Regions from separate parts of the Homo sapiens genome. Here all the other regions are linked to region 2. A link is a loop called in an ENCODE intact Hi-C map of the cell type or tissue named here. Cell type or tissue: heart right ventricle. All regions are shown on one strand. Each heading gives the region's core, and the rest is flanking DNA. Links, peaks and the distances in the headings are about the cores only.

Region 1 (7,433 bases), core at 1,373-6,372, 150 kb before region 2:
ATAACAAGCAGCCGGAAAAAAATTCTGCCCAAGTCGATTTATTATAATAAAAAATACTGCCTTTTAAATTATCATTATTAACAACTACAAAAAACAGTAGCAACTTCACATCCAACAGGATGGCTATTACTTTAAGAAAAAAAAAAACAAGTTGGCGAGAACACAGAAGCAGCAGAACCCTGTGCACTGCTTGTGGGAATGCGACATGGTCCAGCCGCTGGGGAAAACCACGTGGCAGTTCCTCCAGACTTAATCACAGAACCACCATCTGACCCAGCAATTCCACTTCTGGGTATATACAGAAAAGAACTGAAAAGCAAGGACTCAAATACTTACACAACCATGCTCCTAGCAGCATTATTCACATAGCCAAGAGGTGAAAGTAACCCAAGTTCCCATCAACACACAATGTTGTACATACATATGATGAAATATTATTCAGCCTTACAAAGGAAGGTAACTCTGTCATATGCTACAGCATGGAAAACCCTCCAGCACTTTATGCTGAATGAAATAAGCAGTCAAAAGACAAAATGACTGCACTTACACGAAGCACCAACGGTAATCAAATTCAGAGACAGAAAGCAGAATGGTAGAGGGCAGGGGCTGGGGAGGGGAATGGGGACTGTTTAATGGGAACAGAATTCAGTTTGAGAAGAAACAGTTCTGGAGATAAACGGTGGTGATGGTTATAAAACTGTGAATGTACCTAGTGCTACTGAACAGTACACTTAGAACTGGTAAAAATGGCGAACTGCTTTACATATATGTATACATATACATACAATAAGAACAGGCAGGTGCTGTTCCTAAAAATTCCAACACCAGAGAAGTTTACAAATAAGGGCTGCCATCTGCCTTATTAAAATACTTGTTTTCTGAGGTCACTGAGAAAATATTTTTACATCAAAATTGTCATATTCCCATTTGTAAATCTTTTTTTCTTGCTACCTTAGAAAAACAATAGCAGCCATTAACATTCCCTGAGCTCCTACTCTGCCAGACTCCATACACATAGTATAAACCTTAACAATTCAACCCCACAAGACCGCACAAGGGAGAACTATCATCCTCATTTTCCATATGAAACACCTGTGGCTCTGAGGCTCAGTCACCCAAGCCCTAGAGCAGAGCTACAATTTTGTATCATGTCCTTTCCACAGCTCCCTGTGTATCAGCTATTCTCTGTAAGTCACTCTTTCCCCAGCAGAATCTGAGGAACTGTAGTATACAACGGTGTTTTTCAACTACAGGGCAGGATGCAAGTAAAGTGACACACATGATTGTTCCCTTCACAAATCCCACCCCCCACCTCTGTCCACCCACCCACACGCTTCCACAAGAAGCACGACAGCCCGGCAGCCATAGCCATGTGCCGAGGATCACTATTCTTTCATAAGAACACAAGCCTCAAAATCGGAAAGTCAGTGAAACAATGTGAACAACTACAAAACATAAGGAAGCAATGCATTTGTAAAATACTATCACTAGTACAAAGAGAATGACAGAAATTACTTCATTGCACACCACTGCCAAAAGTACCACCCATAGTCACAAAAATTAAACACAGCCTGCGGACTGCCAACTCCAAGTCCTGACACTAGCTCTTAAAAAAAAAAAAAAAGATCAATTCTTTCACAGTAAAACTGCAATGATAAAGATTCGAGATGTTTCTCTTCACGTCTGGAAAATGCCAGGATGAAAGGAAATGCTGGCTAGTAACTAGAGAGCCCTTGATGCCAGGGCCCCAATGTGGGGCTGAGGTGAAAATCCATTACATCTAACAAAAAACTGTATCCTAAGACCAGGTCATTTGCACAGGTCCAGCTGGAGAGTAAACACTATGTCAAGTACATTTACTTCTTTCTGCTCATCGCAAAAAGCCACACACAGCCCAGGCTCGGCCACTTACCGCTGGCCTTGACCTCGCGCACGTAGTTGCTGGGGAACCAGCCGGTCCGGCCGTTGAGTGTGCCCTCCCACCAGCCTCCCTCTTCCACACGGGTGACATGGATGACGTCTCCTTTTGAGAAGGAAAGCTCGTCCTCATTGGTCTGCTGGAAGTTAAACTTTGCTCTTACTACCAGTTGATTGTTGCTATTATCGGTCATGTCCTAAAAGGGGAAGAAGAGTGGGAGAAAAATTATACCAAGAACAGTCTACTTCATTATAAAATGGATTATACTTTACTAGTACAAAGGTAGCATAATTGCCCAACAGTAGAAATACATTTAGAGAAATTTCAGTTTCCTCCCTTCCAGTGCCCCATGACCACCACCAGCACCACTCCAGCCCCAGAGGACACCCTCTTCACAGCATTCAAAGGTCCTGGTCTGCCACTGTGATGCCTAATCAGACACATCCATGTGACAGAGACAGAGTCACACTACACGCACTTCTCCACAAGTCACAAAAGTTAAGACAACATGTCATTTATCTGGCAGTACTTACTGGTGCTTACATAACACTTAATGTTATGCTATATGACTATACCACTCATTATGGAACCCACTCTCCATTAGTGGATTTTTAGATTATTTCCAGTATATTTCCAGATACCATATACAGTACTTTCCTTGTGTAGACAAGGCTGCATTAAAAATATTTGTATGTCTATCTTTGAATATACCTGTAAACCAGCTATACATTAAATTCTGGTCAGAAGACATATTTATTACAGTTAACTTTTTAATACATCTTTCTAAATTGTCCTCCAAAAAGTTTCTACAAACTACACCAAGCAACATCCCCAGCAACAGTATCTAAAAGTGCTCATTTCAAACTTCCACCAACACTCAATATTGCCAAACTGACAAGAAACAGTACCTCGTATTTTAATTCGCATTTTTCTCAGAAACTGTGCATATTTTCAGATTTCTGAAAGGCAGAAAGAGGAAGGCAGAGGGGCTGGGGCCTGTTTGATTTCCATCTGCCCCGGACAGAGCTCTGGAGGCTGGAGATGCAGAACTACCAAAGCGCACAGCCTGACAACCCTAGGAGAAGCCTGCTCGTGCCGGCACAGGAGCAAGAAAAGGGCCGCCTGGCAGACCTCAGCCCCGGCCCACCCCTCTTCCCTACCACTGATGGTAAGCGAGCCCAGCCCACCTGCAACGCAGTGTCCCACAGACTGCACAGAACGTTCAGAGCTCTAGGGAACACCAGCGACATCAGCAGAGTCCAGGCCTCTATCCCCACCAGCAACATCAGCAGAGTCCAGGCCTCTATCCCCACCAGCGACATCAGCAGAGTCCAGGCCTCTATCCCCACCAGCGACATCAGCAGAGTCCAGGCCTCTATCCCCACCAGCGACATCAGCAGAGTCCAGGCCTCTATCCCCACCAGTGACATCAGCAGAGTCCAGGCCTCTATCCCCACCAGGTGGCAGCAGGTGATTCCATCTGCCCACACTGGCTTCTCCCTGCCCTCCACCCAGCCACAGGGAAGGCCTGAGACCACCCACACTTCTTGACATACAGCCCCCGCTCTACCACTAGCAGGCCAATCATCACCCCCCCATCCAGCAACACTCAGTCCCAGGGACTTGTGGGAAATAAAAGAACTTCAAACACTGGTATCAGTCTCAGAAGCTGAGTCTAAGAGGGCAGAGCTGAAAAGCAGGGTAAGAAAATATGGCTCAGAATATCCCAAATTTGACAGAAGACATAAATATACCAATCCAGGAACCTGCGTGAACCCCAACTAGTATAAACCTAAAGAAATTCAAACCAATTCATACCATAAATTAAACTTCTGAAAACTAAAGACAAAAAAGTTATTAATAAAACAGACACCTGCAGATATACAAGATCTCAAAAATTTACCTCCCACGCACCACTTTCTGAAGGAGTTAAAAATGTGCTTCTCCAAAACAGGGGAATTAACAAAAAAACTGAAAAGAAAGAGGCAGAGGAGATCTACACAGTCAGGGGGAGTGTCCCAGGTGACAATGGAAGGCGGCTCAGAGGCAGCAGCTGTGCGGCCAGCCTGGCTCACAACCAAGAGAGATTCAAGTAGGGCACAGGCTCCAAGAGCTTAGTTAATCGGGAAGAGAAGAGAAAAATTAATGTGTTTGAATGTCAAAGAGACCCTTAGAAATACGCAAAAGACTAGATCTGCAACCTGCAAAACATACACAGAAAACTAAACAAAGAAACGAGAATTACTAATTCTCGAAAACAAAATATTAGAAAGGTAAGAACAGTCATAGCATACAACGTGGCTCTGCTCCAAATATTATTCGCCTCGTCATGTTACCCTGAACACCGATCTCAGTGAAACCAGGGTGGAACTCAGCCATGGGGACGACAGGCCTAGGCATTTATGCAGGTCAAGGGGCCAGGGGAGGAAAACAGCACCAGCCCCTCTTTCTCTGTGGGAGTCCACATTGATATCACCCCAAATTAAGGAAAAACAAAAAAAAAGGGCACTTTATTTAGAGACACACAGGCAAATACCTACAAAGCACCAACGGAGGAGCAGGACAGCCAAATACAATCCTCCAGCAAGATCGCCCCCTCAGCCCCGCAGGACACCAAACTTAACAACTATCCGCATTAGAAAGCACTCCTTAAGAACCAGCACTCAGAAGTCATGGATGCTAGAGGGGACGGATGCCCCCAGTTACTCTGATATGATTATGACGCATTGTATGTCTGTATCAAGACAGCTCGTGTACCCCATAAATATAGATGAACTATGCACCATAAAAATCAAAACAAAAAAAGAACTAGTGGAAAAAAATTAAAAGTGGCCGTCCCTACTGTTTTTTCCTAATAGCAGGTCTCAGCGAATCACCTGACTTTAAGTGAATGTATAAATCACTGAAAAAAAAAACATTTTTAAAAGGTAAAGCATCAAAGCAAAGAGGTCACAACAGATCCTCAATAAGGAGTAGCTGTAATATTATTCCAAAAATATTTAATACTTATCTATTTAAATGTGTTTACAGATTAAGTATTAATTATAAATATGTATTTAGTAATTCAAATTCATAAGTGAAATACTTAATGCATATTTCATATTTAATCAAGAAGCCTCTCTTCAGTGTTTGGCAACAAAAGCGCCAGCGAACAATTACCAGCGCAGACACAAAGCTCTCTGGGCCCTGTGACCAACAAGGGGCAGGGTCAAGTTTGCCATTGCAACTGAAGATCCCATCCAGAAACTGTCACGTGTTCCTTGCTCTTGTGTGGTGAAACGTGACCCGAGTTCACTGTGCTATGTCAAGTTCTCTTTTTGCAAACCACCATCTCCACTCACTAGCTGTCTGCTGTGATCGCGACCATGCTCTCCTGTAAGTAATCCAACGTCACCTGGGCACGCCGGCCTTGTGGAAAACAGGCTCACAGTGCATGCACCCTGGTGATCAGCTCCAATGCCAGAACACAGCTGTGGTGAGCAAAGCAACGCAGGCGCAGCAGGCCCCTTCCCAGGTCAGGTGCCCGAGATCACCCTTGGCCAGCCCTGAGGCTCCAGCCAGCACCAGGGCTGAGGCCAGGGCAGGCCTGAATGGAAGCAGAGGGGAGATGAGGTATGATCAAGAGGCAGCGGAGTTCCACCTCAGTCTTGAGTGTGCAAATGCATGCACGCTCTACACTTAAGGTACGGGTGAGGGAGGCACGCCTACTGACATTACTTCATCAATGCAACACCCCAGAAAGAAAGGGCGGCGTCTAAGAGAGCGGGGAATCCAAGGAAGGGTACAGGGGGCAGGCAGCTGTTTCAGATCCAGGTATCCAGGTGAAACGTCGCAACATACCTCCATTCTTCAGCAGTCATTACACTGAAGGACATGTGGGCTCTGTAATGTTCTTTCTGCCTATTACTCTCAAGACAGGTTACTTAGAACATGCCAAGAAGTGCTCCATCAGAGCGCAAGATGCATGGGACTGGCTGGAAAAGGGTGTCCTAGAAAAGGCTATATTCCAACTACACACTCTATACTACCACGTTCAGCCTAAAATCACGGCAGCTGAGTGAGGGGTCCGTTCACTGTCAGTAGTGTTACAGGAAGCTGGAAGAGATGGATTTCATCACTATTTTATCATTGTGGGGTTTTTTTCCCTTTTTTAAAAAGCTCTCCTGAAACTGTAGCTTGTTACCTGTCTGGACTCAACATGACACTCTAAGGGAATCTAAATCATTCAGTTGAGAAAAACAAGCCAGTCGTTACAACAACAACAACAAAAGGATATGCCACAGAATCCCATTGCTAAAAAAAATACAAAAATGGATAAAACTCATCTTCACCATCAGACATCAGGACAGCAGATACCTTGGGGAACGCAAGCTCCATCGAGGAGTTGGAGGCTGGTCATGCTCTGCCTCCTCATCTGGGTGCTTACACGGGAATGTTCCATGTATAAAACTTCATCATGCAATACATCACGCTGTATGCACACAATACATGAACTGGTTTTCTATGTACGTTACGTGTCAATAAAATTTAGTAACTGGAGGGGAGTGAAGACAGTTCCCCCACTGCCCTAACCCAAAGGGAGAAGAGACCCCATCCAGGCACACACGACCTGGCCGGGCACAGTCATCTATGCCCACCATGCTCCTTAACGGCCTCTTTCTGATGCCTGGAGCCAAAGCACCACCCATCAGTATCTTGGATATTAATCACCTGATTACTTTATTGTATCCCATGTTCTGAAATTACCCTAACAATCCAAAACCAGGACACTCTGGAGTGCTGCTTCACACCAACAATACCCTCTCCTCCGCTCTCTAAGAGCACCTATAATTTCCTTTACAGAAGGAGAAATGCTTGCCAAAGGACGGAGACACAATTTTTACTCCAACTTTACTATTTCTGAGTGCTGTGATCTTGGGTAAATATCTTCTCTAAGCTTCAGTTTCCTCATGTCAACCAATATAAGATGCCAAAAATTAGACAATGCCTTTATATTCCACCAAATACTGTCAATTACATTATGGCATACCATCAACTGTAAGATACACGTACTTCCAGATGTGTTAAAATGACTTAAAAAGAGAAGTCTTTGAATTGACAAAATATGGTATATGAAAATATTTAACAATGTGTACAATACATTTGGATATAATTTCTTGCATGTCTTGGAAATACACTCGGTGACTGGTCCAAAGCCAAGGTTAGCTGCCAGCATCAGGACTGTGCCAGACGTACAGGTCCCTGGTTTCCAGAAGCAGAAGCAGCACTTTAAGAAATCAAGTCACCTCTCCCAGAAATGAAGGATGATGGGGACAATCACCTCACAAACGCCATCCCCAAACTCTGAGAACAGCATTCAGCACTCAAGGCTGTACCAATCAGCAGCCAGCAGTTGAAGACTAAAAGCACAGCAGTCACCAGGAATTCCAGCGGTGTCGAACAAAGAGTGAAGTATGAACTCATGCCTTATCTATGAGAAAAACCATACCTAAATCTACAACTGGCGCCTACCACA
Region 2 (8,336 bases), core at 1,642-6,641:
CTCTAGGGTTTGCTTTGCTTCGAATTCTGGTTGCCCATTTCTCTGGGTCCCTGGCCTTCTTGCCTGATGCTCACTATCTTGAAAATGTTTCATATGTTTTGGTTTTTCCTTTTGGGTTTTTTTTCCTCATGGGATGGTTAATCTTGCTCTTGTTAGTTCATCTTGGTCAGAAGTTGAAGTCTCCTATTTGCCTTTCATTTTTGAAAGATTATTTTTGCTGAAATAGAATTCTAGCTTTAAAGGCATGTTGTTTTAAATACTTTAAAATGTCGCTGTATTATCTTCTGTCTTGGATGGTTTCTAATTCAAAGTTTGTGATTTTCTTTTTGTTCCTCTGTTTGCAGTGCCTGTTTTCTCTGTTTTTCCAGCAGCAGTTGTACTATGCTTGGTCTAGCCAGTGTTTATTATTGTTGTGGTTATTAGTATTATTAGCAGTGGTTGTCCTCCTGGGTGTTCTCTGGATTGTGGTTTGGTGTCTTCCATGAATTTTAAATATTCTTGGACATTAACTCTTCATGTTGTGGGAAGTCAGGGATCCCGAACAGAGGGACCGGCTGGAGCCATGGCAGAGGAACATAAATTGTGAAGATTTCATTTTAATATGGGCATTTATCAGTTCCCAAATAATACTTTTATAATTTCTTATACCTGTCTTTTAATCTCTTAATCCTGTTTTCTTCATAAGCTGAGGATGTATGTCACCTCAGAACCACTGTGATAATTGTGTTAACTGTACAAATTGATTGTAAAACATGTGTGTTTAAACAATATGAAATCAGTGCACGTTGAAAAAGAACAGAATAACAGTGATTTTTAGGGAACAAGGGAAGACAACCATAAGGTCTGACTGCCTGCGGGGTTGGGCAAAAAGAGCCATATTTTTCTTCTTGCAGAGAGCCTATAAACAGACATGCAAGTAGGGAAGATACCGCTAAATTCTTTTCCTCGCCAGGAATATTAATATTAATACCCTGGGAAAGGAATGCATTCCTGGGGGAGGTCTATAAACGGCCGCTCTGAGAGTGTCTGTCTTATGCAGTTGAGATAAGGACTGAAATACGCCCTGGTCTCCTGCAGTACCCTCAGGCTTATTAGGGTGGGGAAAAACTCCACCCTGGTAAATTTGTGGTCAGACTGGTTCTCTGCTCTTGAACCCTGTTTTCTGTTGTTTAAGATGTTTATCAAGACAATACGTGCACAGCTGAACATAGATCCTTATCAGTAGTTCTGTTTTGCCTTTTGTCCTGTTCCCTCAGAAGCATGTGATCTTTGTTCTGCTTTTTGCCCTTTGAAGCATGTGATCTTTGTACCTACTCTCTGTTTTACACCTCCTCCCCTTTTGAAACCCTAAATAAAAACTTGCTGGTCTGAGACTCAGGCAGGCATCACGGTCCTACCAACATGTGATGTCACCCCCTGGCGGCCCAGCTGTAAAATTCCTCTCTTTGTACTCTTTCTCTTTATTTCTCAGCCGGCTGACACTTATGGGAAATAAAAAGAACCTATGTTGAAATATGGGGAGCAGGTTCCCCCAATATCTTCAAATATTTCTTCTGCTGATTTTCTTTTCTTCTGGGATTCCAGTTACACATCTGTTAGCATGTCCGATAATTTCCCAAAGCTCTTACATGCTCTGGGTTTTTTGTGTGCTTGTTTTAAAAATCCCTGTTCCTGTTTGTGCCTTGCTTTTGGTCACTCCTATGGCCCTATCTTCATGTTTGCTGATTCTTTCTTTGCCTCTGCAGAATCTCCTGAATTCTTTGTTCACCTCTGCAGAACTCCCCATCTCTGCTATCACGCTTTTCAATTCTCACCTTGCCACCTCATCCTTCCTCACAGGCTCCAACACCTCTGGATCAAAGAGTGGGGTGTGGGGTGTCCTAGAGGTCAGAGGAGCCATCTTTTTGCCTTGGACCTTGCTGTACCACCCATTTCTAGGTGTAAAACTTGTGAAAAGCTCAGCCATGCTGGCATCGCTGGTCCCGACTTCTTTTGAAATAACTCTGAAAGCTACTTGAGAATGTACACAAGCCATGGCAAAGGAAAGGTCCCAGTGACACAAGGAGAATTTTTCACCACTGTGGAAGATAGTATAGCAGCTCCTGAAAAAATTAAACCTAGAATTATCATAGGATTCAGCAATTCTGCTGTTGGCTAAATGCCCAAGAAAACTGAAAGCAGACTCAAAAAGATCAGTACACCCATGTTCCTAGGAGCATTATTCAAAATAGCCAAGAGGTGGAAGCCACCCATGTCCACCAACAGAGGAATGAATAAACAAAATGTGGGCCCTTCATGTCATCCACCCCATGGATAACAATGGGGTGTTATCCATCCTCAACAAGCAAAGATGCTCTGACATGTGCCATAGCACAGATGAAACTTGAGGATGTTACGCTAAGTGAAATACACCAGCCACAAAAGGACAAATACTGTATGACTCCAGACAGATGAGGTCCATAGAGGACTCAAAGTCACAGAGACAGAAAGTAGAATGGGGGCTGCCAGGAGTTGGGGAGATGGGGGAGGGGGAGTCAGTGTTGAATGAGGACAGGGTTTTAGTCTGGGAAGAAGAAAAAGTTCTGGAGAAGGAAGACAGTATAGTGATGGTTGCACAAGAAACAATGTAAATGCACTTAATGCCACTGAACTGTGCACCTAAGAATGGTTAAGCGGTAAATTTCAGATTATGGATATTTTACCACAACAAAATTAAATGAATTCTTCATTACAACTAACTTTAAAACAATAGGAACAATTCATTTTTTATTTTGGTTCCAGAAAGCGTGCTCTAATCAACTCATTTAGGTAGCACCTGCTAGAACCTGGCTCTGCTCGATCAGATCTTTGCAGGCCTGAAGCTCTGTCCACAGCCACCAATCACCCACTGCGTGCGAGCTGGGAATCCTGCAAACATGGCCCTTTCTACAAGATGAATGGAGAACATTTGAGGAGTAACACTTGGCTTGGGAAAACCAGCCTAAAACCCCTGAGGAATCTCCAGTTTAGTGTTAATTGGCTCATTTATCACAGGGGGCAGAGGTCAGGAGCAGCCCATGATGAGAGGTGGGGTCTCTTTCAGAAGACCCGGCAGAAGATTCACCTCTACTCAGAGAATATCTGGAATTCTCAGAGGAAGCTGGCATAAGAGAAGTGTGACTCCTGAAGTCCAGGAAAGACATTCTTCATTTGCATTAAAGGAGAGTGAATTTAACTATTCTGCTGATTCTAGAAGTTTCTATAACTCTCCAGTGCTCATGAGCTGAACCTGAATAGAAAAGACAGCCTCGTCATCTGTGTCAAGTCCTGCTTGCTTAGACACTGTCAACCTTACACTCTCCCCTCCCACAGCTCCATCACCTTCTGGCTTCATTTGAGGGCAGAACTGAAACAATGTTGGAGTGGGTACTACATAGGCCACCTCTGAGAGGGTGAGACATGACAGGGACGCTGGGTTCAGCCTCCTGTTGGGCTCTGAGAAAATGAGGACTTGGTTCAGATGTGTAAGGTTAGACCGTCTTTGTCATCCCAACATTGACACTCAGTTAGGACTTGGGGATAAATCCCTGCAGTAATTTAAACTTACTATGAGATTACTCTGTGCAGAAATAAAGCAAAAGAATTTCATCCACAACACCTTCCATGCATCAAGAATAGACCTCCCTAATTTGAACAGCATCTTAAGATATCTGTGAGAATCCTGCGTGGTAAATACATATTCTGAGTGCTTACAATTTACATAGTTCTTACATCTTAATTACTCTTTTGCTAGTATCTGGCTAAGATTATACTCTTTGGAAAACCCTGGAAAAGCTATACATCAAGTACTATAATAATTCCATGCAATAAAAATACATTTATGATAGCAAATGTGAGCAACGGAGCTCTCATATGCAGCCCGTGGGAGTGTAAATTCGTACAACCGTTTTGGAAACCTGTTTGGCAGCATCTTCTGAGTTTAGTATGTGCACACTCTATGGCCCAGCAATTCTACTCCTAAATATATGCCAATCAGAAATGCGTATATGTGTGCCTAAAGACATGCACAAGAAGGTTTATAACAGCATCGTTCATCACTGCCCCAAGCCCAAAGCAGCCCCGATGCTTGGGAGCGGCTGTTTGGAGATGCCCCTCGTGGTGTGTGCATAAAGGGGAGTACTGCATTGCAGGGCAGTACGCACACATTACACCCCCATAATATGGCTGCACTCAGAATAGGGACAGTCTCACGAGCAAACACTGAGCAAAAGAATCCAGATACATTATATAACTCATTTATATAAAGCTTAGAACAGGCAAGGGTCATCTACACTGGAACAAGTCGGAAGATGGCTATTCTCTGAGGTGGGATAAGGGCTGGGAAGTGTGTGAGGGAGTCCCCTGGTGAGATTCTATGTCTGACCCGAGGCCTGGCCCCATGGATGTGTGAGCCTTTGTAAAAAATGTATATCCAGCTGAACATTTATGATTTGTGAGCTTTTCTATATATATGCTATACTTTCAGTTAAAAGTTGGCTTAAAACTCCATCCATATCCTTTAAAGTTTATTTGAAGACATTTAGGTCAACTAGTTTTGAGACTAGAACCTGTAACTGGAAGCACTGAGAGTGATAAAAGTCCTATAAGATTCAAGGAGCTAGTTAAATCTTCGTTTTAAGAATTGAGTTGAAACTTGAGCTTTTAGGATTTGCTGTTGTCAGTGGGCAGAATATTGATTATAATTAACAATTAACACCCCCTATTGGTCACCAGCAGCAAGTGCAGCGGTGGAACCAATCGATGAAATTGCACAAACGATTGCTAGCTTTAACACTTGTCTTTTTGCTCATAGGCGCGAGAAACCGGTATTAAAATTTAATAGAAAATGTAAAAAAAGAGGTTGGAGCTGTAAGAATTTCGTCTAGTACATGATACGGAGCTGTCATAATCGCAGGTTTGTTTCAGAACATTCCGGGTGCCTCCTTGGACATGGAACTGTCTGGGTTCTCATGGGATCAGAGTCCTCCCTTTCCCCGCCCTGGAGGGCAGGTCCGGTGCCTCTCACGGGCGGCAGCGCAGTCGGGACCCGCCGCCACGTCTCTGGGGCTCGGCGCAAAGCAGCTGCCCCGGGACCGCGTGAGCTAGGACGGCAGAGCCGCCGGGGAGCCGCGCACCTGCGCTGTGAACCTGGGTCCCCTGCACACCGCTTTGTTCACGGCCCGCGGCCAGGCTCCGTGCTGCGTTCCCAGGGTCGGGGCTCCGACCTCAGCAGCTCTGGCGGTCGTGATCAGCCCGGCACCTCCTAACGCTGGGTCAGCCTGTGAACCCCGATCTCACCGGGCCGCAGAGGCGCTCAGCAGCGGCAGCTTTCACCCAAGGGGACCAAGGCGGAGTCCTTCTTGTGGGAATGAAGGTCGCCCTGGTTTAAAGGCACAGTTTGCTTTTTTCCTCTCTCCTTTTTTTTTTTTTTTTTTTTTTTTTTTTTTTTTTTTTTGAGACGGAGACTCGCTCTGTCGCCAGGCTGGAGTGCAGTGACGCGATCTCTGCTCACTGCAAGCTCTGCCTCCCGGGTTCACGCAATTCTCCTGCTTCAGCCTCCGGAGTAGCTGGGACTACAGGCGCGTGCCACCACGCCCGGCTAATTTTTTGTATTTTTAGTAGAGACGGGATTTCACAGTGTTAGCCAAGATAGTCTTGATCTCCTGACCTCGTGATCCGCCCGCCTCGGCCTCCCAAAGTGCTGGGATTACAGGCGTGAGCCACCGCACCCGGCCTGTCCCCTAGCTCTGACTTCTTAACCGGCAACAACGTGGGAGACAGGTCTCCCACGAGGAACGCCTTCCCCAGAGCTCGTGGAAGGGGTGCAGGGGGCTGTGGGGCCCCTTTAAGCTCCCGCAGAAGCTCCTCCTCTGACCCCGCAGGCCCGGGGAAGCGCGGCCTCCCTTCCCGCGCCTGCAAGGGCTCTTCCGCTTAGATACTACGTTCGCTTTCTCTCGAATAAAAAAGTCCCTGTCTCCAATCTGGCCCCAGCTGCTGTGCTCGGACTGGCCTTGACTCCCCAGCGTTCTCTCCCGGAGCCTTCGGAAAGCTCCTCTTCTGTGCATAGGACCAGGGTGCCAAGTTCTCTACGCAGCACAGAACCAGAAACACCAAACGGGGCTCTGTCCTGGAAAGATGAGCACAGAGGCCAAGGCCACGCCGCTGTCAGTGGACTTAAAGAACGCGTTATACGTTTATTTACTCAGACATTCTTATTTTTTATGTTTTTAAATTGTGGCAAAATACACATAACGATTACCATTTTAACCATTTTTAGGCATTTAGGTGCATTCACATTTTTCACAATCAATAGAACATCTTCATCTTGCAAGACCGAACTCTGTCCCCCTTAAATAAGCACTCACTCCCCATTGCCCTCCCCAGCCCCTGGCATCCACCATTCCACTTTGTGTGTCTGAATTTGATTAGTCCAGGGACTAATACTGTTAGCAGCAGGGAATCCGTAGGGTCTGCAGCAACTCGATTCTTGCCTCCTCAGAGGAAAGAATTCGGCCGAGGTGCATAGTGCAGAGTGAGAGGCCAAGGCGAGTTTTAGAGCAGGACTGAGAGTTTATTAAAAAGCTTTAGAGCAGGAATTAAGGGAAGTAAAGTACACTTGGGAGAGGGTGAAGTAGGCGACTTGAGAGATCCAAGTGCAGGGTACAACCCCCCACTTTGGGTTTTATACATGGGCATGGTTCAGGGTTTCCATTTCCCCTTCCTTGACCTTTCCTTGGGGTGGGCTGTCCGCATGCGCAGTGACCGGCCAGCGCTTGGGCGGGGCCGCGTGCGCGCTGTATTACTGAAGTTGTGCACATGCTCACCTGAAGTATTTTGCCCTTACCTGTCTCGTGTTCCTGGAGGAAGGTCACACACCAGTTAAACTACATTTTACCTCTTAGTGCACAGGCCTAAGCCACCTCGCCCCACTCCTGAGATCTTATAGAAAGCTGCTGATCAGTTTCAGGTGTTTTCCAGCTATTGGGAGCCCGCCTTTCCCTGGCACAGCTGCAACCAATTACTATTTTAGAGAACCAGTTTAACCACTGCCTGAGTATCACCTGATGGTCTCCAGAGGTTCCTGGTGGGGTGGGCCCTCTCCTGCCCTGCTCATGTCTGCCTCGCCACTGACTAACAATGAGTGGAGTTCCACAGTACTTGTCTTTTTGTGACTAGCTAATTGTTTTATGTTTATTTTTAACAAAAATTCCTGGACAGTGTTTTGATAAATGATTTTCATGCAGCCTGTTTTATAAACTCCCTGGTTCTTTCTGTGATTGCTATTTTTCTCTTCCTCTCTGTTTAAATGCTTCATTCTACCCTTTCTTCCTGCTCTTGCTTCAGTGCATTTTGTTCTTCCTTTCCTATTTTTTCCTCTTTCTTCCTGTTTTCCATGATGTAACTGGAAGGCAATGTTAGAAATCAATGAGCAGCAGATCCCCCCGAGAACTAAGCACTGCAGTGGGGAAGCCACCCCAGCTTTGTTTTCCGCCACTGCAGACTCATCTGGAAGAATCAGTGTTTTTTCCTTCTCAGCCAGATGGCTGCCTTTGTGTTTCCACCATGGGCCTTCTCTTACCCATGAGAAGGTCTCTTTCCTGCTTTGAGGGAGAGGAGACCATGCCAGGTGCCATGTGGGCTGCCCTGAAGAAAACTGTATGGGCTCACTGAGGCTGCCACATGTTTTACTTTCTGAGAAGATGAGATGAGCCCTCCACATTTCAAGGCTGAGAGCAGAAATGTGACCAGGTGCTGGAGCCTCCAGGACAGTGAAGGAAGGGGTCTGGGTCCCTGCTTAGCCCTGAAGGAAAAGGAGCAGCTTCCAGAAGGCAGTAGGGATGTGGGTGCTGTGACAGGCCGTGCCAGCTTGGTCCTGCATGTGGTTAGAAACCAGGAGCCTTGGCCACCAAGTGGAACCAAAATCTCCCATCCCTGTCTTGTTCTCTTTGCATAGTGTGGACGAAAAGCGTCAAGCTCTGTAAAACATTTGAAGAGGTTTATTCTGACCAAATATGAGGGACCAATGACTTGTGACACAACCTCAGGAGGTCAGGAGAACATGTGCCCAAGGTAGTCAGGCTACACCTTGGTTTTATACATTTTAGGGGGACTTAAGACATCAATCAATACAGGTAAGGTGTACATTCGTTGGGTCAGGAAAGGTGGGACAACTTGAAGCAGGGGCTTCCAGGTCACAGGTAGACTCAAAGAATTTCTGATTGGCAATTGGTTGAAAGAGTTTTTATCTAAAGACCTGGAATCAATAGAAGGGAGTGTCTGGGTTATAATAAGGGATTGTGGAGAGCCAGGTTTTGTCA
Region 3 (7,433 bases), core at 1,373-6,372, 160 kb before region 2:
CTGTGAACAACCTTGACAATGCAACAGGAAGATACAGGTGAGTAAAGGCAGAATGTGGGAGGATAGAGAAAAGGGTCAAGGTGAATCTTCACGGAACAAAATGGGGCATCAGGAGGTATCTGCCAAATGTCACTGAAATACAAATAAGACTAAAGCATCTCGTTTAGCACACCAACAGAGGAAACCAACAGAAGAACAAATTAATCACAAAGAACAAACCTAGAAGAAAGTAGGAGGAAGAAGGTAAGTCAAACGGGGTACACAGGGAGACCCTGAAGTTGCTGAGGGCTTGGTTTCAGACCATGGCAATACAGTGAGTCACACAAATTTGTTTCCTACTGCATATAAAAGCTATGTTTACACTATACTGTAGTCTATTAAGTTTGCAATTGCACTGTCTTTAAAAAAAGTACATTCCTTAGTTAAAAAAAAAGTTTCTAAAAAAATGCTAACAATCATCTGAGCCTTCAGCAAGCTGTAATCTCTTTGTAGAGGGTCTTGCCTTGATATGGATGGCTGCTGACTGATCAGTGGCTGCAGAAGGCTGCGGTGGCTATGGACACTTCTTGAAACAAGACAATGAAGTGTGCCAGTATCAACTGATTCTTCCTTTCATGAAAGATTTCTCTGGAGCGTGAGATGCTATTTGGTAGCATTTTACACACATACAACTTCTTACAAAATTAAGAGTCAATCTTCTCAAACCCTGCTACCACTTTATCAACTAACTTTTTGCAACAGTCTAAATCTTTTGTTATTTCAACAATGTTCACGGCACTTCAGCAAGGGTAGATTCTATTTCAAGAAACCACATTCTTTGCTCAGCCATAAGGAGCAACTCTTCATCCATTCAAGTTTTCTCATGAGACTGCAGCAGTTCAGTCACATCTCCAGGCTCCACTTCCAATTTTAGTTCTCTTGCTGTTCCCACCACACAGGTAGTTCCTTCCTAAACTGAAGTCCTGAGGCCCTAAGGTCATCCATCAGGGTTAGAATCAATGTCTTCCAAACTCCTGTTGATGTTGATATTTTAACCTCCTCCCATAAATCACAAATGTTCTTAACAGCATCTAAAGGGGTAAATCCTTTCCAGAAGGTTTTCAAATTACTTTGCCTAGATCCATTAGAGGAACCACTATTTATGGCCTTACAAAATGTATTCCTTAAATGCTAAGACCCAAAAATCTAAATTAATCCTTGACCCATGAGCTGCAGTATGGATGCTGTGTTAGCAGCATGAAAACAACATTAATTTCTTTGTATGTCTCCCTCAAAGCTCTTGGGTGATTAGGTACACTGTCAATAAGCAGTAACATGCTCAAGGGAATCTTTTTTTCCTGAGTGGGAGGTCTCTAAAGTGGGCTTAAAATATTCAGCAAACCATGACACAAGCAGATGTGCCACCATCCAGGCTTTGTTGTTCTAACTTACAGCGCAGAGAGGCAAAGTTGGTTAAGCATAATTCTTAAGGGTACTAGGATTTTCAGAATGGTAAATGAGAATTGGCTTCAACTCAGTCACCAGCTACATTAACCCCAGACCAGAGAGTCAGCCTGTTGGTGTGGCCACCTTCACCGATGATGTCAGCTAGATCTTCTGGATGACTTGCTGCAGCTTCTCCGTCAGCACGTGCTGCTTCACCCTGCACTTTCATCATGTTCTGGAGACGGCTTCTTTCCTTCAACCTCATGCACTAACCTCCATTAGCTTCAAACTCTTTTTCTGCAGCTTCCTCACCTCTCAGTCTTCATAGAATTGAAGAGATTAGGCTTTGCCCTTAAGGAAATGTTGTGGCTGGTTTGATCTTCTATCCACACCACTCAAACTTTCTCCATATCAGCAATAAGGTGGTTTCATTGCTTATCATTCATGTGTTCACTGGAGTAGCACTTATAATTTCCTTCAAGAGCTTTTCATTTGTATTCACGACTGACTGGTGCAACAGGCCTAGCTTTCAGCCTGTCTCACCTTTCTACATGCCTTCCTCACTAAGGTTAATCGTTTCTAGCTTTTTATTTAAAGTGAGAGACATGCAACTCTTCCTTTCATTTGAACACTTAAGAGGCCATAGTAAGGTTATAAACTGGTTTAATTTCAGTATTTTTGTGTCTCAGGGAATGAGTGGCCTGGGGAAAAACATGGGGAATTCCCGGTCAGTAGGGCAGTCAGAATACACACAACATTTATCAATTAAGTCTGCCATCTTACATGGGCATGGTTCATGGCACCCCAAAACAATTCTAACAGTAACACCAAAGGTCCCTGATCACAGATCACCATAACGGATACAATAATGAAAAGCTGTGAAATCGTGCAAGAATTACCCAAATGAAGCACTGGGACAAGTGGGCACATGGTGCTGGAAAAATGGCACCAACAGTGTTGCCACAAGCCTTCCATTTGTAAGAGAAAAAAAAAAAAACAAAAAAACAAGCAAAGTGCAATAAAGTGAGATACGCCCTATAAATCTAAGCAGAGAAGTCTCTGCATACTGTGAAGAGTTGCGAGGCAGCTACGTAGGAGAGGAGAGGAGGTGAGTAACGCCTCTCCCTGGATCAGGGCTGTGGGAGTGGGTGGCCTGTGCTCTTCCCCACATGAGCTCTTCCGTCTACTGGCTATCACATGCTACAAGCATGTGGCATGTAAGTAATACAATTACTTAAGCATAAATGCAAATAAAACTTTTTTAAAAAAGAGAAGCTCTAATACTGGAAGACTAACAACCTGACCCCTAATTACTCTAAGTCAGCTGGTCTATGGGACGTGCTCCTGAAACGGAAGATGTGTAATCATCACCGACAACGGGAGGCAGCCACATTGCAGTGAGGACATGCTCGGTATACCAATCTAGGAAAATATTCACTTTCACACGCCAGAAACATTTCCAAACCATCTACTCCAAGACCCCTTTGTACATAATGCTATAATACGCTCCCTACGCCTGCCTCGGGGGGCCCATATCTTCTAATTTATGTTCTTCTCTCTTGTTTAAAAACAATTACATCTTGAAACAATAGTGCTGAGAGGTCCATCCTGTAATGCAGCCTCATGTGTCCCATCCAAACCCAATCCTCACCGGAGAGGAGGAAGGACTACAGCACAAGCTCACATCCAGTGGCACGAAGGAAGGCAAGGTTCTGGGGTACTTTTGTCCTTTTCCCCGCACAGATTATACTCACATCAAACACTGTTCCTCCACAGCTAAATTAATAACGACATCCAAAATTCAGCTGCGTGTTGCTTTATGTCAAAAATAAGTAAAAAATATTTAAAAGTGACCAACTTAAAAAGTGGCAATGTCGTTAAAGATCTGTGGATCAGCAAATGACAGTCCCATTTAAGCTCTCACATCACTGCCAAACACAGACAGTCATCATCTCAAGCTAACCAGCCCCCAAAACAGCATTTAAAAGAAATGTCTTTACAACAGATAATAAGCTGTCCAGAAATAGGAGAATGACTAAAGTCAGCACATTAGAAATAATCATCTAAAAAAGCCTGAGTCCACATGCACACACAGAAAACTGGTCTTGGAAGCACACAGAGCACGAGGTGTGTTCTCACAGCTGCTAACCGTGTGTGCCACATGCAGCTGAGTGCCTCCACTTCTATCCAATCACAGCAACCACCATCACCACTCACTTCCAGAATGGACCTTGCTGCTTCTCTCCTTAACTTCTCCCTTGAATTTAGGAAATTCTGAAGCAAGGGAGTAAGAGTGAGGGTGGGTGGGTGGGTGTGAAACACAAATACATATCAGCCTGTAAAAAATGCTGTAGACGCTGGCTGCGGTGGCTCATGCCTGTAATCCCAGCACTTTGGGAGGCTGAGGCGGGCAGATGACAAGGTCAGGTGTTCGAGGCCAGCCTGGCTGACATGGTGAAACCCTGTCTCTACTAAAAATACACAAATTAGCCGGGCGTGGTGGCGGGCACCTGTAATCCCAGCTACTTGGGAGGCTGGGGTAGGAGAATCGCTTGAACCCAGGAGGTGGAGGTTGCAGTGAGCTGAGATTATGCCACTGCACTCCAGCCTGGGCAACAGAGCAAGACTCTGTCTCAAAAAAAAAAAAAAAATGCTATAGAAATCCATGGGTTTTACCTAACCAAAAAAGGTGCACAGAAAATAAATGCTAAGTGACAATTATTTACCTTCCATAAGACTGTACTGTACATATTCAGGAATAATATACAATGCTTTTGACACAAGCATTAGAAAGATCGTTATTACAGAATCCTAGAACATTTTATCTGTCTTCAAAGAGGGACTATTCAAACAAGAAATCCTACACCACAGGTTAAAAGCACCAACACAACGGTGAACCTTGACAAGAACAATTCCATCTCCGACCACAAGAGGGCAAACCACCAATGGCTACACTTCCCCAGGGAAGCAGGAGAGGTGAATTGGACCATCTGGTCAATTTATCTGGAGATAAACAGCCTAAAAAAGTGCCATTTAGAGAAAAACTTCAGTTCTTGTTTACTCAGTAAAACTATTTGTACATCAAATTAAAATATAATTCAGAAGAGAAACCCTCAATTTAAAGGAAGTCAGTGTTTTCATGAATAAAGAAATGATCCTAACATGATGGTCAGAGAAGTCTCTAAGTTTGGAACCTGGCACAATTTTGTTTTCAGAAAAATCAAGCACTAATTAACTATAAATCAAAATACATTTAACACACTCTTCAAAAAAGGAAACCTAATTCCAAAATCAGAAAGCCACATAAACTACTGGAAAAAATGCAATATAGCCGCCCACCCTTATCCACGGGGGTACCCACAAGACTGCCCACTGGATGTCTGAAACTGCAGCTATATCTCTGTATATATACCAACCCTATATATACTATGTTTTCCCATCTATACATACCTATGTGTGTTTAATCTGGAAATTAGGTACAATAATGGATTAACAACAACTAATAATGAAATAGAACAATTATAACAATATACTATAACTAAAGTTATGTGAATGTGGTCTCTTCTCTCAAGATATCTTACTGTATTGTTCTCACCTGTTTCGAACCACAGTTGACTGCAGGTACTTGTAACCACATTACGCAAAGCCAGAGGTGAGAGGGAAGTCTGCTGTACTGAATGTAATTGTGATCCTAGAGTTTTATTCTTAACTGCTCTAGAGTAACACGGTAAAAAATGTGGTTTCACACTTGCCTCAAATGCCCACGGTTAAACTCAGACTGGGCTGGGCGTGGTGGCTCACGCCTGTAATCCCAGCACTTTGGGAGGCTGAGGCAGGTGGATCACTTGAGGTCAGAAGTTCAAGACCAGCCTGCCAACATGGTAAAACCCTATCTCTACTAAAAATACAAAAATTAGCCAGGCATGGTGGCACGTGCCTATAATCCCAGCTACTCGGGAGGCTGGGGCAGGAGAATCGCTTGAACCCAGGAAGCAAAGGTTGCAGTGAGCATCACTGCACTCCAGCCTGGGCAACAAGAGTGAAACTCCATCTCAAAATAAAATAGTAAAATAAAATTAAAAATAAATAAACTAAAATAAAACTAGCATGACTTTCCATACAATATGCTTAGGTAATTAGAGAACAACAGGGACAGAAGGTTATTCCTTTGGTTCAACCATCAGATAAAGTTTAGCAAATGCATCACTAATATGCTCAAAAATGACATTTCTTGAATTTTAAAAAATAAACAGGAAAAAAAGGGAAATTTTCCAAAGTTACTTAGGTCTCAGTTTGGCACAAACCCTATTGTGATGGTTAATACTCAGTGCCAACTTGATTGGATTGAAGGACACAAAGCATTAATCCTGGGTGTGTCTGTGAGGGTGTTGCTAAAGGAGATTCACATTTGAGTCCGTGAACTGGGAAAGGCAGACCCACCCTTAAGCTGCTGGGCACCACCTAATCAGCTTCCAGCAAATATAAAGCAGGCAGAAAAACGTGAAAAGGCGAGACTGACCTAGCCTCCCAGCCTACATCTTTCTCCCATGCTGGATGCTTCTTGCCCTCAAACATCAGCCTCCAATTTCTTCAGTTTTGAGACTCGGACTGGCTCTCCTTGCTCCTCAGCCTGTAGATGGCCTATCGTGGGACCTTGTATACATATACACATATACGTACACGTACACATATACATACATATATGAATCCATAGGTGTATGAGGGTTCTTTAGAGGGACAGAAGTAATAGAGGGACAGAACTAATAATATTCTCCTATTAGCTGTATATATAGATAGATACAGATAGATATATCAAGGGGTTTATTAAGGGGAGTTTATTATATATACATGTTATATATATATATAAAGGGGAGATACATATATATATACATATAAAGGGGAGATATATATCTATATATAGATATATATAGATATGTATCTATATATATAGATATATAGATATGTATCTATATATAGATATATATAGATATATATCTATATATATAGATATATATATGTCTATATATATCTATATATATAGATGTCTATATATCTATATATATAGATATATATATCTATATATAGATATATAGACATCTATATATATAGATATATAGACATCTATATATATAGATATATATATAGATATATATATAGACATATATATAGATATATATAGACATATATATCTATATATAGATATATATAGACATATATATCTATATAGATATATATAGACATATATATCTATATAGATATATATAGACATATATATCTATATAGATATATATAGACATATATATCTATATAGATATATATAGACATATATATCTATATAGATATATATAGACATATATATCTATATATATATGAAAGGGAGTTTATTAGGTATTAACTTACATGATCACAAGGTCCCACAATAGGGGGATGTATATGTATATATGTATATGTAGATATATATATATCTCCCCTTTATATATATATAACATGTATATATAATAAACTCCCCTTAATAAAGTTCCCTTCATATCTATATATCTATCTATATCTATATATATAACTAACAGGAGAATACTATTAGTTCTGTCCCTCTAAAGCACCCTAATACACCTATGGATTCCGTGTGGCCCCTGCAAAGAGCTCCTTGATGGCAACACACCATGTACACGCACATACGTTGAAACCGGGCACGCACACACGCTCAGACACGCCTAAGACATGAGTAGTGGCTTCGGGTAGAACAAAGTGAGAGCACTGTTCCTCATGAGAGCCATGTTTCTAAACACGCCCTGCCGGTCCTTTGGAGGGCGTCCTCTGCTGCTGCCAGCTCAAGGGCCCACAGTCCACTCAAAAGCGGGGGCTCACGATGCCTTCCTGTGGGCTATCAGGGGTAACAGCATACTGCAAGACAAATTCCCACGGCAGATGACACTGACGACATTCAAATGTGTCTGAAAATCACTTCCAACTGGAGAGGATTTTGAGATCCACAAACCCCATCTTTTCAG

Evidence for each region. Peaks named below come from ENCODE experiments on the same cell type or tissue, not always from the same donor. Only the 100,000 strongest peaks of a DNase experiment are listed, where the experiment ranks them.
Region 1: a loop joins it to region 2, with 8 times the contacts of the local background. A loop is called at or near these places in 99 of 110 quality-filtered maps.
Region 3: a loop joins it to region 2, with 14 times the contacts of the local background. A loop is called at or near these places in 98 of 110 quality-filtered maps.

The regions. Positions count from the first base shown.
Region 1 is chr13:111,212,360-111,219,792 of GRCh38, reverse strand. ARHGEF7 (Rho guanine nucleotide exchange factor 7) reads right to left here. Exons shown (of 22, transcript NM_001354046.2): 5 at 1,913-2,114. Among named protein-coding and RNA genes, the nearest start is that of ARHGEF7-AS1, 68 kb to the right of the region's middle. RefSeq lists enhancers at 4,319-4,853, 5,389-5,924. In heart right ventricle, for the core only: a CTCF peak has its summit at 3,389 (motif pointing right); DNase peaks (open chromatin) are centred at 1,912, 3,062 and 3,372; H3K27ac peaks cover 2,716 bases.
Region 2 is chr13:111,064,363-111,072,698 of GRCh38, reverse strand. No RefSeq gene overlaps it. Among named protein-coding and RNA genes, the nearest start is that of LINC00368, 27 kb to the left of the region's middle. RefSeq lists enhancers at 5,359-5,418, 8,120-8,336. In heart right ventricle, for the core only: CTCF peaks have their summits at 4,538 and 4,752 (motif pointing left); DNase peaks (open chromatin) are centred at 4,778, 5,148, 5,668 and 6,058; H3K4me3 peaks cover 1,613 bases; H3K27ac peaks cover 1,557 bases; H3K27me3 peaks cover 418 bases.
Region 3 is chr13:111,220,502-111,227,934 of GRCh38, reverse strand. The region is part of intron 5 of ARHGEF7 (Rho guanine nucleotide exchange factor 7); the gene reads right to left. Among named protein-coding and RNA genes, the nearest start is that of ARHGEF7-AS1, 76 kb to the right of the region's middle. In heart right ventricle, for the core only: a CTCF peak has its summit at 4,342 (motif pointing right); no DNase peak of the experiment used is centred there.